Linked DNA regions of Mus musculus: region 1 is linked to region 2. A link is a loop called in an ENCODE intact Hi-C map of the cell type or tissue named here. Cell type or tissue: left cerebral cortex. All regions are shown on one strand.

The links. Peaks named below come from ENCODE experiments on the same cell type or tissue, not always from the same donor. Only the 100,000 strongest peaks of a DNase experiment are listed, where the experiment ranks them.
Region 1: a loop joins it to region 2, with 3 times the contacts of the local background. A loop is called at or near these places in 39 of 42 quality-filtered maps.

The regions. Positions count from the first base shown.
Region 1 is chr19:57,310,124-57,318,123 of GRCm38, reverse strand. It overlaps a transcript of Ablim1 not described here. Among named protein-coding and RNA genes, the nearest start is that of Gm50270, 9.5 kb to the left of the region's middle. In left cerebral cortex, a CTCF peak has its summit at 3,263; DNase peaks (open chromatin) are centred at 2,998, 3,290, 3,793, 4,000 and 1 more place; H3K4me3 peaks cover 2,934 bases; H3K27ac peaks cover 2,590 bases.
Region 2 is chr19:57,156,521-57,164,520 of GRCm38, reverse strand. The region is part of intron 2 of Ablim1 (actin-binding LIM protein 1); the gene reads left to right. Among named protein-coding and RNA genes, the nearest start is that of Ablim1, 56 kb to the left of the region's middle. In left cerebral cortex, a CTCF peak has its summit at 3,086 (motif pointing left); DNase peaks (open chromatin) are centred at 2,053, 2,387, 3,028, 6,284 and 1 more place; H3K27ac peaks cover 1,899 bases.

The DNA of each region.
Region 1 (8,000 bases), 150 kb before region 2:
TGAACTTGGCACTCAGTGTGTCTCCAAAGGCCCCTTGTTCATCTCAGCCTCCTTGCACAGTGTTATTACCTCAGAAGAGTCTGTCTTGACTCTTGCAGGTTGGAAGGTTCTTCAATTCTTCCAATCTCTGAGGGGATTCTGCAATATGGCTGGCTCTGAAGGCATTTCCCAGTAGTATCTGGGGCAAGGGAGATGTCTCAGTGTGTCAAGTGCGTACCCAGCATGTCACGTGCTTACCCAGAAGCATTGAAGACCTGTGTTCAGGTCCCCAGAGCCCACATAAAGCTGATAGGGTACCAGGTGCCTAACCCAGCACTGGGGCTGGGGAGGGGACAGGTAGATCCCATTCACCAACCAGTGTAGGGGAAGCAGTGAGCTCCAGGTTCAGTGCAGAGACCCTGTCTCAAAAAAACAAGGGGAAGTGCAATACAGGAAGACGCCTGGCACATCCGTTCACATCCGTATGAGCACACATAGTTGTGTACACACACACACACACACACTCGTCAAGTAAAGCTATATAAATCAACCATGTATATGTATGTGTATCTATATGTGTATATTATGTATATGTGTGTATATATACATGTGTTATGTGTGTATATATACATATGTTATGTGTGTATATATATACACACATACACACACACATATACTCAGACCTGATAATAAATCTGAAGATAAAATCCAGTTCATAGGAAACTCTTTTAGCTAAAGATAATCTTTGATAATTAATTTATTTTTCAAGCTTCCAGGCCTGAATATACATGCCCTTCATTGTCTATGGGAGACTATTTCTAGTGCCATCAGAGCGAATGGTCAAAATTCCTCTATAAAATGCTGTCATGTTTGCATGTAAACTATACACTTCTGCCTGAATTCTTTAAATCACTTCCAGATTAGTCATAATAACCCAATGCTCAATGAAAATGTAACATAAAACGATGTATTAAGTTTTTTTTAGGAAGCCAGGGGGAAGGGAAGTATCCATGTTCAATACAAACACAATTGATCGTCTTCAGACGTGTGTTGCCATGTAACCCAGGCTGGCCTTGAACTCAGGATCCTCTTGGCTTGGCTCCCTGAGTGCTGGGAGTGTAGGCATGTGCCACCATGTCTGACGAGATACAGTTATTCTATTCAATAGTTTTGGCCAACAGTTGTTTGAATTCATAGACGGGAAACCCAGAGCTAAGATGAAGGCTGACTATGCTTGCTCTCTGCCTAAAAACACTGTGTGCATCGCCTTATCCAGACACAGTTAGGAGCATATTTTGTGACCATCTGTGTGGTCTATTATAAGCATCTTAAGGACTTGAGGGTAAGATCTGTTTGTACTGTATCTGTGGCTGTACAATGAGGTTACAAAGATAAGAGTGACTATGGCAGACGAAGAAAGGGACTATGTATTATCACTAGGCTAAGGGTAGACAGGCCTCTGGGACCTCTGTCCCTGTGTGGCATTTGCTCTAATGTATACACTGCAGTATACTCACAGAACAAAGTCAACTCAACAGGACTGTGATGGTTAACAGGGTTTTTAGGGAGAACACACAATGCAATCATTAAACAGAGGCAAAAAAAACCAATGTGTTAAGCAGTTGTGTGTCTGGCGTTTTTTTGGAAATACAGGGAAGTCGAGAGGTCAGTGGGCAATGAAGTAGCAGGGAATGTTTTATGAGATGGCTTTAGGGCTAATTTAGGTGGGGAGGAAGACATTTGCAAAGAAGAGAAAGAGTGAAGAAAGGCAGGGGACAGAAAACATCATTATTGAGAAACGTCTGCAGGGAAAGTCATCATGTAGTGTTTGGGGGATAGCTAGAGGTGCACAGGAGGACAGGCATGCACGGTGTTCAGGGTTCTTAACATTTCAGAAGAGGAAAGCTCTTTTAGACATGGATCATGCCTGTTTCACTCACTGTTGAGGCCCTACGACCTGCCATGAGGACTGGCACGTAGTATATGCTCGCTAAATCTTTGTCGGTGGAATTAATTGCTTGGATGAAATACTGAGACTATCTGTTGATCAGTGGGGGCACCCTGCAAGCTTTGGAGTTATGACAATGGCCTAAGTAAACAAACGAACAAACAAGCAAGCCCCTCCCCAAACCCCCAAAACAAACAAAAACTATTCTCAAGGCCAACAGGTAGAATTAAAGTGAAGGAGGCAGAGACTGGAGGCAGGCTGAGGAGCGTTGAGGCTGGGGAACATGGACGTTGAGCATGGAGACTTCCCTGGAATCACTCAGGTGTGAAGGACGAATGGTGAACTAAGGTCAGAGGGAAAGAAGTCATTTTGAGGCCGCAGCCAATGAGCTGATGTTAGGTGCTGAGTTTAGGAGTTGCTATTGGAGTTCACAATTTTCTTCTCTCATTATGTCTTTATCCTCACACTTCCCTGATGACAGGATCATAAAGCTGGGCGTTCTCCAACTATCTGCCCATTATTTTTCCTAGAATTATGTCCACCTGTTCTTTGAGCATTTCTGAATTGCCGAACCTATTCGGTGAATCTCGTTTTCATCAGGAGATTTGGGAAGAACTTCCGCAGAAAATAACCAGACCTTTGTGGAGTACAGAGGAAGAGGTGAGGAAGGGACTCGGGGAGTTTAGAACTCGGGGCCAGCTGTTCTTTGTTCTCCCAGCCAGCACAGAGGCAGTCTACACACCTCCGAGGCAGCAGACTTCTGAGTCTTCTCATTTCTGTCCTGATGATACACAGAAAGGGTTTCGTCACCCTCTCTCGGCTCCAGCCCTGTCCCATCCCGGTTACCAGCCTTTCTAGAGCTGGACTGGCCTTGATGAGGGTCATAGCTGGTCCTGCTTATGAACAGCCAAAGACTGCTCCACAGTCAGGGTCAATCCCCCTCAGGTGACCCTGAAATTCTTTCTCCACTGAAGGACAGCTCTTAGGGAAGGCATAGACTCACTCCTTCTAATGGTGTCTCTCTGGGACCAAGGCTGGAAGCTGGAAAGCATTCACTGACAGCAATACCTCCCCCTCCTTCCCCCGCATTATTATCATCATCATCAGAGACTCGGGTCCAGAGAGTAGCAGACGTAGACCCCATCACACGCCCCACCTTGCTCAGAAACAAAGCTCCGCCTGGCGCCGTGGCCAAGCGGGCAGTGAGTCCCCAGCAGCCTCTGGACCCGAGTGGGCCCGGCCCACGGGCACCAGGAGGGGGAACCGGCCCCGCCCAGCCGGCCTTAGCTGTCAGCAGCGCCGCGCCCTGCAGATCCGCGGCTGCCCGCCGGGCTGCCCCGAGCCAGCGAGCCGAGCAGGTGTCCTGCGGGAGGCGTGCGCTCGCCCGGGGCTGGGAGGACGCGCGAGCCCGTGTGCACGTCTTGGGATCCTCTCCTCCCCACGCCCTGCGGGTTTCGCCTCTCCCTCCCGCTTCCTGTGGCTGCCTGAGCCATGTCCACCCGAGGTGAGTGGGGACCAGGTGGGATGGCGTGCGGAGCCGGCGCGGGGTCTGGAACAGGGCGCGCTGGGCAGGTGCCTGAGGGCAAGGGGTTTCGAGAGCAGAGCTGGCCCCAGCCCGGCCTGAAACTTTGGCAGCGGTTCCCGGGGCTCCTAAGGCTGGGAAAGGAAGCGGTCGCCCTTGACCTTGGTCGCCGGATGTGGGCGAAGCCTGAGGGCCAAGGTCCGGTGCCCAGCCCACCTGTACTGGCGGCGCCTCTGGGCTGGGAAGGTGTGGGGGATGGGCTGGCCACTGCCAATCCTGCTGAAGAGCTGTGGAAGGGCTGACTGGGAAGAAGAGGCAATTTTTTCCTCCTTTCTTGTTACCATTTTGTAGCTCAGTTATGGAAGAAATCCAGGGCTTGATGCAGTAGGATTTAAAGCTGCAGGGTTTATGCTCCATTTTAAAAAAGTAATTTCACTTGTTCTAACCCTTGACTGGTGTTCCCCCTTTCGCCTCCCAGCTCCTTTGGAGTGGAAACAGTTACTGCAGGTGGAATGGAAGGAGGGGAAAAGAAGGGGAGAAAAATCAGAATTGCTTTTCAGGCAGGAGTGAAGGGGATGAATTTCTTGCCATCTGGATACAGCAGCGATGCTCAGGAGAGAGTTAGTCATAGCTCAGTGGCTGCCACTATGAGTGAAATATTAAAGAGATCAAGTCATTGTGCAGCTTGCGAGCAATTAAAATGAAGTGGCTTGGTTGCTTTGTCATAAGCACTGAAGAAAAATATTGATTATTTTTAGAAAGTATATTTGCAAGGCAGTAACTTCTGCATCCGTTGATGTCCCTTGAGGCAGCGTGTGACAGGTTGTAAGCACTAGTCTTTAGCCTCTGAAGCTTTGGACCTTTCTGGTAAGGGAGAAGTTTAGGGATTCAATTACATTGTCAGATAATTAAGCATTGCTTTTCAGGGTCATGTTGAGGATTATCATAAGTAATCTCTATTCAGTATGTTTTTAAAAAAATCCATTTTGAGAAATGTAATCTTGGTTTATGACTACTCTGGCAGTGTGGTTGTTCAGCTCCATGTCTAGAAACGGGACGAGGAACTGGGATTGGTGACTAGGCTGTCGAGGTGATAGGGGGAGTTATGACCTACCTAATCATGGCCACTAATTTGTGCATATTCGGGATGGAGGAAGGAGAAGGGAGTCAGTGTGCACGGGCAGCTCTTGATGACTAGGCTCCCCTGTGGTCCGAGACTCCAGCTCAGAGACTGAACAGTGTTCCGAAGCCCGGGATCTCAGCCCTGACCTTTGTACCTACCACAGTCGGCAAGGAGAATGTGGGGGAAACGTCAGGAGTTTTAAAACTCTCTTGGGTAAGAGTGCAGTTGACTTGGTTTTCTATCCCTCACTGAAATCCCTTCCTACAAAGCCTTCTTCTAACTGCTGGGGCCAGCTCACCACTGGGAACCTTGGTCTGTCCATCCACTGGAGGACATCAGCAGTTTTACATAGTCTTTGTGATCTATCTGGAATGTCAGATGGGGATAGCTCAGCGACTAACAGCGACTGAAGTCCTGGACCGATGCTGCCTTCTCAAGTATTTCTGATGCTATAGAAAGCAGGGTGGTTTCCCGTTCCCCTTCCTTTTACCTGTTGGAGATTATGCTGGTTGTTGCGACTGTCAACCCAACATGACCTAGAGTCACCTGAGAAGAGAGTCTTAAGGAATGATCTAGATTGGGCTGGCCGTGGCATGTCTTGGGGGGAGCATTTTGATTATTGATTGATGTAAGAAGACACAGGTAGGGTAAACCACTTCATGGGCTGAGCCCTGATCTGTGATTAAGAGGGCCTGTGAGCGTGAGAGAGAGCGCTTTTGCACATTCGTTCTCTCTGATCTTGCCTGTGAGGGTGGTGCTCCTGCCTTGACTTCCCCACAATAATGGACTGTGACCTGTGATCATAAGTCAAAAACACACAGACAGAACAAAACCTGTCCTCCCTTAAGTTGCTCTGGCTGGGGTTTATCATCACAGCAATGACAAGAGGAGACAGCCGTGGTGGGTCCAGGGGTTTAAAGTCTGACTAATCTTGCAGGTAGAAGACAGCACACCAAACACTAGCTACTGGACTGGAGGCTTTTTTTTTTTTTTTTTGGTTTGGTTCATATCTGTTTATTTGGTCAGATACTTCACATCTGTTATATAACCTAATCCTTCCAATATCACAAGGAGTGGGTACTAGCTTTCTTTATTCGACATTTTACAGAGGGTTTTGTGTGCATTACCCATGCTTCACTGTTCGGTAGATGGGAGGTCCTGCTCTCTGTCCAACGCTGTCTGATTCAGGCCCTTTGACCAGAACATTCAGAAACATTTTCACAGGTCCTTTGTGATGTCCAGGGAGGGAAACCTGGCTGCCTGCACCTTGTGAGAGTCACGGACACTCCTGTTCTGTCTCCTCCTTTTCCAGCTCAAGGACCAATTCCTAGATGTTATCAAAGACCTGGTGTTTTTATTATGTCCTCGTGAAGTGCTTTTATTTACACAAGATTGGAACTCACACAAGGTTCTAAGTGAGGAGTAGAGAGTGTACTTTGTGAAGTACGGCTGGAATCTCAAACACATCAAACCCAGCCTCCCTGTGTCTGGTCTGTTCCGTCTCCGCACTCGCCTCTGCACCTGGAAGTAGAGACTAAACCCCCAGGATCACAGAGCTAATGTGTCTGTTTAAGTATACAGACCACAACTAGGGAAGTCTTTAGACTCTGGGAAATATAAATCCCATTGGTTACAAAAACATGGGGTCTGTATATCTTTAGTATTTAGCATTGCAGGTTATGGTGAGAGTAAAACTGTTTCCAAAAACCAGAAAAACTGAGATAAGTTGGATGTGGATTTCAATAGGAAAACAACTTCATCTTTAAAAAATTAGAGAAAAAAAAACCCCACACACTTGTTTGCTGTTTATGACATATGGAGTATACACTGAAATTAAACCCACTATTAAACTAACAAAGTATTTTTAACTTTGATGGCAGCATAAGTTAAGCTGTTTCCATGTACGGTTTCTTCAAATAGTCTTATCAGACTTTTGTGGCTTTTTACTCCTCAGACCAAAGTGGATTCATTATGTTCCGGTTCTTGATTTGCCATCAGGACGAAATGGTCACACTTGGTAGGCGTTCTAGTCGTGGGAGGATTTCCTAACTTTTTAATATTGACTGCCAGGTTTGGTTCCAGACCTGATGGGTGATATGCTGCAAAGGCAGAGCCCTCCAGCCACAAATGAACAGATTTCTAGGTGCTTCTAAGCCTCGTTAGATTAGAGCAGAGCCGCCAAAGTTTAGAATTCCCAGGTATCTGGAAACCAATTAGATGGATCCCAGTACTTTGCGCTAGAGATACCAACTAAAGATGATCAGGTGGCAGGGATTGGGAGGTGTCTTAGCCTACAGTGCTTGCCACACAAGCAGAGAACCTGGGTTCAGATCTCTGTCACTCATAGGAATGGCTAGGTCTAGGTATCTAGCAGTTTGCTGTCCTAGCAGTAGAGGGATGGGGACAGGAGAATCCCTGCGGTCAGTGAGAGGCTCTGTCTCGAAAAATAAACTGGAGAGCAGTAGAAGAAAATATTCCATATCTACCTCTAGTCTTCATGTGCACCTGTATACACACATACACACACGCACACACACAGAGAGAGAGAGAGACAGAGACAGAGACAGAGAGACAGAGACAGAGAAAGAGAGACAGAGATGAAGAGAGAGATGGAAAGAGAGAGAGAGAGAGAGATGGAGAATAGCCAGCTTAGGGTATGGGGAGAGATGACTCTGTGGTTAAGAACACTTGTTGTTCTTCCAGAGGAATTGAGTTCAGTTCCCAGAGCCTGCATCAGATAACTCAAAACTGCCCATCACCTCAACTCCAGGAGACCCACAGCCCTCTTCTGACCTCCACAGACCCTGGCATGAATGTACACATAATAACACGTGTGCATGTGCACATGTGTGTGTATACAGACACAGATGAAAAGATAAATCATTTAAAGAATGTTCAGTGTAGATTTTGTGGTTTGAATCTTCCACAGGCTCCCTTAGCTCTATATGGGGTAGCATGGCAGCCATAGAATGAAGAGCATTATTTTCTAATGTAGGGCCTACATCCTCTAATGGGTTCTTAAAGGAGCAGTTTTAAGTCATAACTATAATACTAAAATCCACCCATATGATTAAAAAAATACCAGCACAGCAGCAGAATATGTTTAAGTTGTGAAGTGTTTAAACCCAAACACACAGCAAGGCTTTGAAGTTAGAAATGAAATTTTCCTATTTTTACTTCAAATAACAAAACACAGTGAACACTATAGTCAGGCTCTTCCAGCTGACTACTGACTCATTATTTTCTAGCTCAATTCCATAGCTGTTAAATATTTATTCCATGTCAGAAACACGGCAGATAATGAGCCTTGTGCAAAGACGTGGCCCCATGAGAGTGATAGCCTTTCTGAGACTGGGTGAAAGGTTAAAGGTTGAGGTACCTGTCCATGGGCTTGTCTGAGTCAGCAGAGACAGTGTTCCGAGTATTCA
Region 2 (8,000 bases):
AGGAAAGGGGAAGGGACAGGGGAGAGAGACCTTATGACATCTACCTACTACCCAAAATCCAAAAGTGTGAGATTTAACTCCTGGTCATTTTAAGCATAGATAGCTTCTCCTTCTCCCCATCATCCCTCCCCTCTTCCTTCTCCTCCTCCCCTTTCTCCCTCTCCCTCTTCTTCTCCCCTCCCTTCCCCCTCCCCACTACCTCTCCCCTTCTCTTCCCCTCCCCCTCCTCCCCTCCCCCTTTTTCCCTCTCCCTCTCCCCATCACCCTTCCCTACCCACCTCCCCCTTCCTCTCCCTCCTCCACCCTCCCCCTTTCTTCCTTTTTCTCCTCTCCTCCCCTTCCCTCTCTCCCTCTCTTTCTCCTCTCCTTCCCTCTCTCCCTCTCTATCTCCCCTCTCCCTTCCTCTCTCCCTTCCTCCTTCAGTCCCTTCCCTTTAGTGTTTGGTATCATAACAAAGGGCTGCTTTGAAGCAAGCACCCTGCAGTTGAGCGTATTCCCACTTCATCCATTATACTTCCTGTGCTCATTTTTAACCTTAAAGCCCTGTGTTCAGGTAATCGATCTATGCAATGGTAAAAGATTTTCATACTTGTTTTTATATTCTGGGTGACATCCTTGTTTCTTGAGCTGCTTGTAATCAATTTTATTTGTATATGAAATTCTGCAACCAATTCAAAAATACTATGTTGTCAATGCTTTTATTAGTAAACAGAGGTTCCAAGAGCTTCCTTTCTAACAAGACTCTTACCATATATTCAAACTCTGAATTAACTCGAATCCCCCAAAAGCATTGCTCTGGGACCCATTTTCGACCTGGTTGACCTTGTAAGTATCATCTCACCCAGAAGTGATCATTGATTTCGATGTGCATTTAGAAGTCAATGAGGAGCGATTACAGTCCATTTTTGAGGCTTACCGTTTGAGTCCAAGCGTTTTTTTCGCAGAAGTTATTTCTGGCAGAAGCTGCCCCCGCACGTCATTGTTGGTGAGTGCTGTTCAGCTATTTTGAGCTCTGAGCTACAGCAGTAGCCCTTGTGAGCTACCTTTTGTGGTTGCTTCAAGCTCGCCGCTCTGCATTTCAGTCCAGAAATGGATTGAGTCAGTCTGACACCGATTGAACTCTGAGTGCTTAGGAAGACTGAAGGCCACCGTTACCATCGTGATAAAAATCTGTGAGGAAAAGAAGAAGAGAGAAAAGTTTAAAAGAAATCACGGGGGAGGGGGATGGGAAGATGTCCCTGAGACTAAGAGCTTGCTTGTAGGAGGAGCACAAGGGTCTAAGTTTGAACCCTCAGCACCTACGCGACCCTGCACACCTGTGACCCCAGCACCAGGGGCGCAGAGACAGGAGCATCGTAGAGGGTGCCAACTGCCAGCCTAGTTAAAGGCTCGGCAAGAGACCCTGCCTTGAAAGAGTAAGACGGAGAGCCACGGGGCAAGACACCGATGTCCTCTGGTCTCTGACATATGTGCTCATGTGTACACGCTGTGGGCATGTGCACCCCATAGTCACACACACATTTGGTATTCACAATGATAATCCAAGAGTTGTGTGTGCATGTGTGTGTACAGAGGGTGGGGAAGTGTCCTGTTCCCTGGCTCCGTCACATCTGAGTCTCCACCTCAGAACAGTCATGCATGGCGCCAGGAAGCACAGCATCAGAACAGGCTCTGACCTTGATGTGGGGAAAGTCGCGTCTCCAGAGCACAAAGCCTGCTTGCTCATAAAGGAAAGGGGGCAGCCCTGGCTGCACACCCCTGCTCCATGCAGACAAGCTTGTAAAGGGAAGAGTAACCCAGGCCGGATGCCCTGCTCCAGGTGGAAAAGCTCAGAAAGGCCCCTCATGCCTGTGGGTTCTTTTTTCTGCAGTACTGGGTATTGGTCCTAAGGCCTCACCTATCCTAGACAAGGGTTCTACCACTGAACTGGTTCCTCAGATCTTGCATCCTGTGACAGGCAGACTGCCAGCAGGGTACCAGACAGCCAGTGCCTTCCCCAGGAAGTAAAGAGAGGAGCTGCCAAAGGCTGCTGGTCCCCCATCATGTTTCCTGGGTCTTCTCTTACTGCTGAGAACTGACCAGAGCCGCTTGGAATCCACAGCCTGAGAAGGGATGGTCCCTAGCTGCAGATGGAGAAAGGGTCTCCACCTGATAGCCCTGGACCCCCCCTTGAGGCAGGTGTAAGTCTGACCCTTTGAGCATCGCCTGCCCGGCAGGTGGACCATCTCAGGGATGGATTTGTTGGGGCATCGAAAGGACCTGCTGCATTGCGAAGGCCTAAGATGCTTCCGCAGCCCAGCTCCCGCCACTGAAGCTAGGCTCTGCTCTCCCCACCCCCTCCTTGATCCAACGCCTCCACACTCTGTTCCCCTCCTGTTCCATGGTATTTTTATAGCCCAAGCAGCGCTTGTTCAGTTGTTATTTTAAGACTTAAGCTTTTTTAAAAATGTACTTGTTACTAATTTCACAACTTTTGTATAAAAATTTCTTGGATGTCCCCCACTTAACCAGTAGATTTTACTCGGTGGTTTGTAGAGTGGACTCGAGAGCGTATCATAACAAGGTGCAGGGCTGTGTGTAGCCAGACCTCAGTGATGGGAAGCAAGGCAGGAATCAGCAGGACTCGGGGTGAAGAATGCTTTAATAATTGATCCTGAGAAGGAAGGCAGTGAGCATCTGCGCTAGCAGCCTGGGATTTTAATGAGCAAAATCTGTGATTTTCCTAGGAAATATGTTAAAGTTAGGAAAATGTGCATATTTCCATTTGAATTCAACCTTGACGTGTATTTATTTTATGATCATGTAGATGTAAGACATTTTTGCTTCGCGCTATCATTGAAAGGTACTAAAGCTCCTTTAAAAACAAAATACTTAGGGGGCTGGAGAGATGGCTCAGAGGTTAAGAGCACGGACTCCTCTTCCAGGGGTCCTAAGTTCAATTCTTAGGAACCACATGGTGGCTCATAACCATCTATAGTGGGATCTGGTGTCCTCTTCTGACTCTATCATGGGATCTGGTGCCCTCTTCTGACTCTATCATGGGATCTGGTGCCCTCTTCTGACTCTATCATGGGATCTGGTGCCCTCTTCTGGCATGCAGGTATACATGCAGGCAGAACTCTATACATAATAAATAAATCTTTAAAACAAAACAAAGTTTTTTTTTTGTTTTTTTGTTTTTTTGTTTTTTTTAATTAAGGTCTGATGAGATGAATCAGCGGTGAAAGGCACCTGCGGTTTGAGCTTCTCGTATCTGGTGGAAGGAGAGAATCAGCTCTCCCAAGCCGCCGACCACTATGCTGTGGTGTGTGCATACAGACGCACATAAAATAAATACATCTATATTAATGGGGTTGGAGGATGGCCCAACAGTTAAGAGCATTTGATGCTCATCCAGAGGATCCCTGTTCATGTCAGCATGAGGTTCACAAGTGCCTGTGACTCCAGACCCAGAGGACCAGATTCCCTATTCTGGCCTCTGTGTGTACCCATACACTTTGGCATGTGCATGAGCATGCAAACACACACACACACACATTTGGCACGCATGCACACACATGCTTATGCACACAAAAAGATTTTTAAATAATAAAGTAATTAGAATATTTTGACATTCTTCTGGAATTTGTTTAATATTCACCTTCAGATACATTGGGTAAACAGAGCTGAGTCAGAGTCGGAGTGTAGTGTCTATGACTGTCCTACAAACACGAGACAAGTGTGTCAAGGACATGTACTGTTCATGAGGGAGGGGTCCTGGGGCATGGTGATGCTGTTTGCAGAAAAACTGAAGGCATAGGTCTATAGGCCTTCCAAAGAGACTGTCAAAGATGGCTGGCTGCAGGGCAGGGACAGATGAGCAGGCTGCAGCAGGGTAATAAGCCAAGTGTTAGTTGTCTTAATGGCCCCTGAATGGATCAGGTCCCAGAATTCAAAGTCTGGGCCTTCAGTCAATGGTAAGAACTTGTCAAGCCACATCCGGTTCCTGGGTAATGAGCTGCTACCTCAAGCCCCAGGTTGACTGAGAGAATGTGATTTCTTCCTTCTTCTTTATGATTAAGTTTTGGATAATTTTTTTAAAAGATCCATTTATTTCTACTTTATGTGTATGAGTATTTGCTTGTGTGTGTGTATATGCACCACATGGTTGCAGCACCTAGGGACACCAGAAGAAGGCATCCGATCCCCTGGAATGGGGGTTACAGGTGATGTGAGTCCTCGAGTAGAGACCAGGAGCAGAACCTGGAGCCTTTGAAGGAGCAATAAGTGCTTTAGTCACGGAGCCATCTCTTCATTCTTGACCCCAGCTTCTTCTAATTTTTTAATTATTTTATTTGATTACTTATATGCAGGTGTTTTGCTTGCAGAATCCAGAGAGCGTATTGGATCTCCTGGAACTGTAGTTACAGATGCTTGTGGGGTACCCTGTGGGTGCTGGGAATGGAACTTGGGTCCTGTAGTGGGGAAGCCAGTGCTCTTAATAGCTAAGCCATCTCTATAGCTGCCCCACCCCAATCTCTTAATATGTTATTATCACTACAGGTGAGCTTCCAATGGCATGTGGGTATTTTGAGCAATTGGGTTCACTGAGCTAGAAGACAGAAGTGGGGTGTCCAAAGAACTGGAGGGATTCAGGGAAAGGAGGTTTTGCTTCATGGGCACTGAGTTTCAGCTTTTTAAGAAGACAGTAGTCCTGTGGATAGATGATGTGTGGAAACCACAAGCTTGTGAACACACATGAGCAACTGTCCACCTGAAAATTACTAACATGGTGAGTCAAGCATTTTAGGTATGACATGGTGAATCAAGCATTCTAGGTATAACATGGTGAATCAAGCATTCTAGGTATGACATGGTGAATCAAGTGTTCTAGGTATGTTCTCACCACTAAAAGGAGTGTTTCTAATGAGCTGACCGACAGGCATTTGAAAGTTGATTGTGCCTACCTTCCCAAGAGAGCCAACTTTGTAGCTCTGTTTTGTGAGCTCACTCTTGTTGTTTGTAGAGGTCTCTAAAAATTGACTCCTTAAGGTTCTTGACTCTGTAATCTTTGTTCTTGATTAATGGTAAATCACCCACGATGCTTGATCTAACCCACTGCAGTACCAGCTCCACTTAATGTTAAATCACCCACAATGATTGTCTAACCCACCGCAGTACCAGCTCCTTTCTAATGGGAACTCAGACTGTCCCAAGTGAATTCTTTTCCTGACAATACAAACACTGTTTTAATAAAATTGCTTCCAGGCAGAAGGGCAATGTTGACACTTGGTTTGAGAAATCATGACAAGAAGGCCCACGGAGGAGCGGATCCTGAGGGTGTTCATGGGGAGCTAGCCTGGGCTTTGGGGTTGCTTGAAAATGTGGGTGTCAGATGAGAAAGTGGATACAGCTAGAGGTTTACTAACACAGGGAACAGACTCATCTCTCAGAAGCCTTTTAGGGGTAGTGGTACCACAGAGCTAAAAGGATAGAGCCACTGGAAGAGTCCGAGTTTGAGGCCGGCACTCTGTTCCCTGCTCAGTTACAACCACAGTATAAAGCTTGCAAGACACACACTATAGACAGAGATCACTCACTGATAATCCTTTGCTCAAGGATAGAAGTTGATAGGTGAGGTCTGTTCCCAGGAAGGCCTTATATTATATAGGGAAGGAAATGGTGTCTGTGGGAGTTCCCTATGTTTAGGGTTCTGAAGGAGGAGCCTCCAATTACGTCTTACATCACCATATTACATCACCATCACTGCCATTCTGGTCTTAGGTGACGTCATGATGTTTGAAGTAGCACCTAGGTCCAGCTGCAAGGAGTTTTTTCCTCTCATTCATCGCCTGGTGCGTGTGCCACAGATTCCTGTCCAGTTAAACATTGTTTATCTTAGTATCTAAGCCGCCATACATAAAACTATAGTTGTCGGATAACGTGGCTTGGCTTTGAATTTCTGAGAAAAGCCAAATCGGATCACAACACAGCACAGTTTGTCACCTCTCAACTGCGTTGCCAAATCATGTCGTAGGGCTATGCTAGGTTCGTGAAATTACGGTTTAATTAAAGAGAGCAAGTGTGAATCCCACAAAACCACTTTTGGACAAAGAAGCCCCACACAGAGGCACCCAAGAGAGGAAGCAGCAAGCAGAAAGGACTTCTAGAGGGTTTTGCCTTCCCTTTGAAGGGATCCTGTGGTCTGCATTAGCATGAAGCTCACCTTGGTCTTGTCATGGGGAAATCTGTGCTTTTTAGTCCCAGTCCTGGTGACTGGATGAGCGTTAAGGGGATGGTGGGTCTAAGTCCACCGTTTGCCCCTTCTCAGAGCTACGAGAAGTAAGTTTGAAGGAATCAATGAGTCATGCAAACTGGTGACGACTCCGGGAGTGGAACTGGTGGGAACTTGCCAAGTGTGAGGCAGGATTCTGCTTAATTACACTGTACGGTTCTATGTATTATATTAGACTCTGAGATTAATAGACTCTTGGGCATAAAGTACTCTGGCGTCTCGAGGGTGCACACCTATGAAGTTACTGAAGAGGACTCTCTGAGCGTCCCGTGATGACCCTACCCCCGTACCCCCACCCCCATCCCCCCAGGGATTGTTTCTGCTCTAAGAATCTAAGGTCAGGACTAGGCTGACCCACGAGCTCCCGGCATGATCCTCTCGATGAGTAGGAAGCCAGTGTGAGAACCGGAGATGCGGGAAGAGATGCGGATGGTTATAGGAGGAGACAGCCGTTCTGAGAACATGGCCGTAGCATTATTTATAGGGTAGTTAGTTCCCAACCGACAGACTCTGGCCGTCATCTTTGGTCACTTGGTTTTCAAGAGCAATGTCAGAGCTCTGGAGTGTTGGTTTAAACAAGGACCAGGGAGTCTACACGGAAAACTTGTGCATGGTTTCTATATCATCTTGACTCTCAAGAGTTCTAACTGATGAGGGAGAGGGAAACTTAGGTTATGATCTCACCGAGTTAACCCTTCGTTAGACTGGGGGTTTTCAACCTTTTTTCTACTCTAAAACCTTTAGCACCTGTGAAATTTTTATACTATTCTGGGTGGGCAAATATTAAAATAAGTATATAAATCAGACATCTACTGATAAAAATCATAGAGAAATGTATTTTAGAACAGTTCTTTGTTATATATATAATTTTTACCATTTATTAAATTCTCAAGTGGATTTTTATGCTACTAGGATAGTGTTCTTGTTTACTTTGTTACATAAAGAATAATGGCTGAATATCTGACCTGTGGGACCAAGAGGATCGTCAGTGTTTTTCAGACTCCATCAATATTTTAATTTTACAATCATCCATGCTAAGACTGCCATGTTGCATAAATACATAAAATGGCAGAAGAAGTATGTTTAAAGCCATCTCAGAAATTATTGGAAATTCTGTCCTAATCTCAAGCTGAAATTCATTTAATGATTTTGTGTGTGTTGGTGTGTGTGTGTGAAAAGCAAGTCAGCAGGTGAGTCACGAATTTTTAAAACCAAGCACTCTAAAGCAGTTTGATCCAAAATATACTAATTTGATACTTATATGCTGATTGATAACACTAGGAAAATGTCCTTCTTTTCCCTTATTAAATCAGTATCATTGCCTGTATAGTAAAAACAAAACAAAACACTGCAGTTCATACCATGCAGTAGTTGTGAACCTGAGAGGGGCAATGTACACTTGTACTGAGTGGCTGAAGGCAAGCACATACAACATGCATATATTTATATATTTTGTTCATAGTTGGTGAAGGCTTCACTGCACCATGGGTGGCTGCCACCTCAGATTCACCGCACTTGATTTTAAGTTAATTTTCGGTCCTTACATGTTCATGCACGAGAGGGGGTTGGTGGAGATTTCCGAGACAGCGTTTCTCTGTGCAGCCCTGGCTGTCCTGGAACTCACTCTGCAGACCAGGCTGGCCTCGAACTCAGAGATCCACCTGCTCTCTGCCTCCTGTGTGCTAGGATTAAAGACATGCACCACTATGCTTAGCTCGTGTTCAGA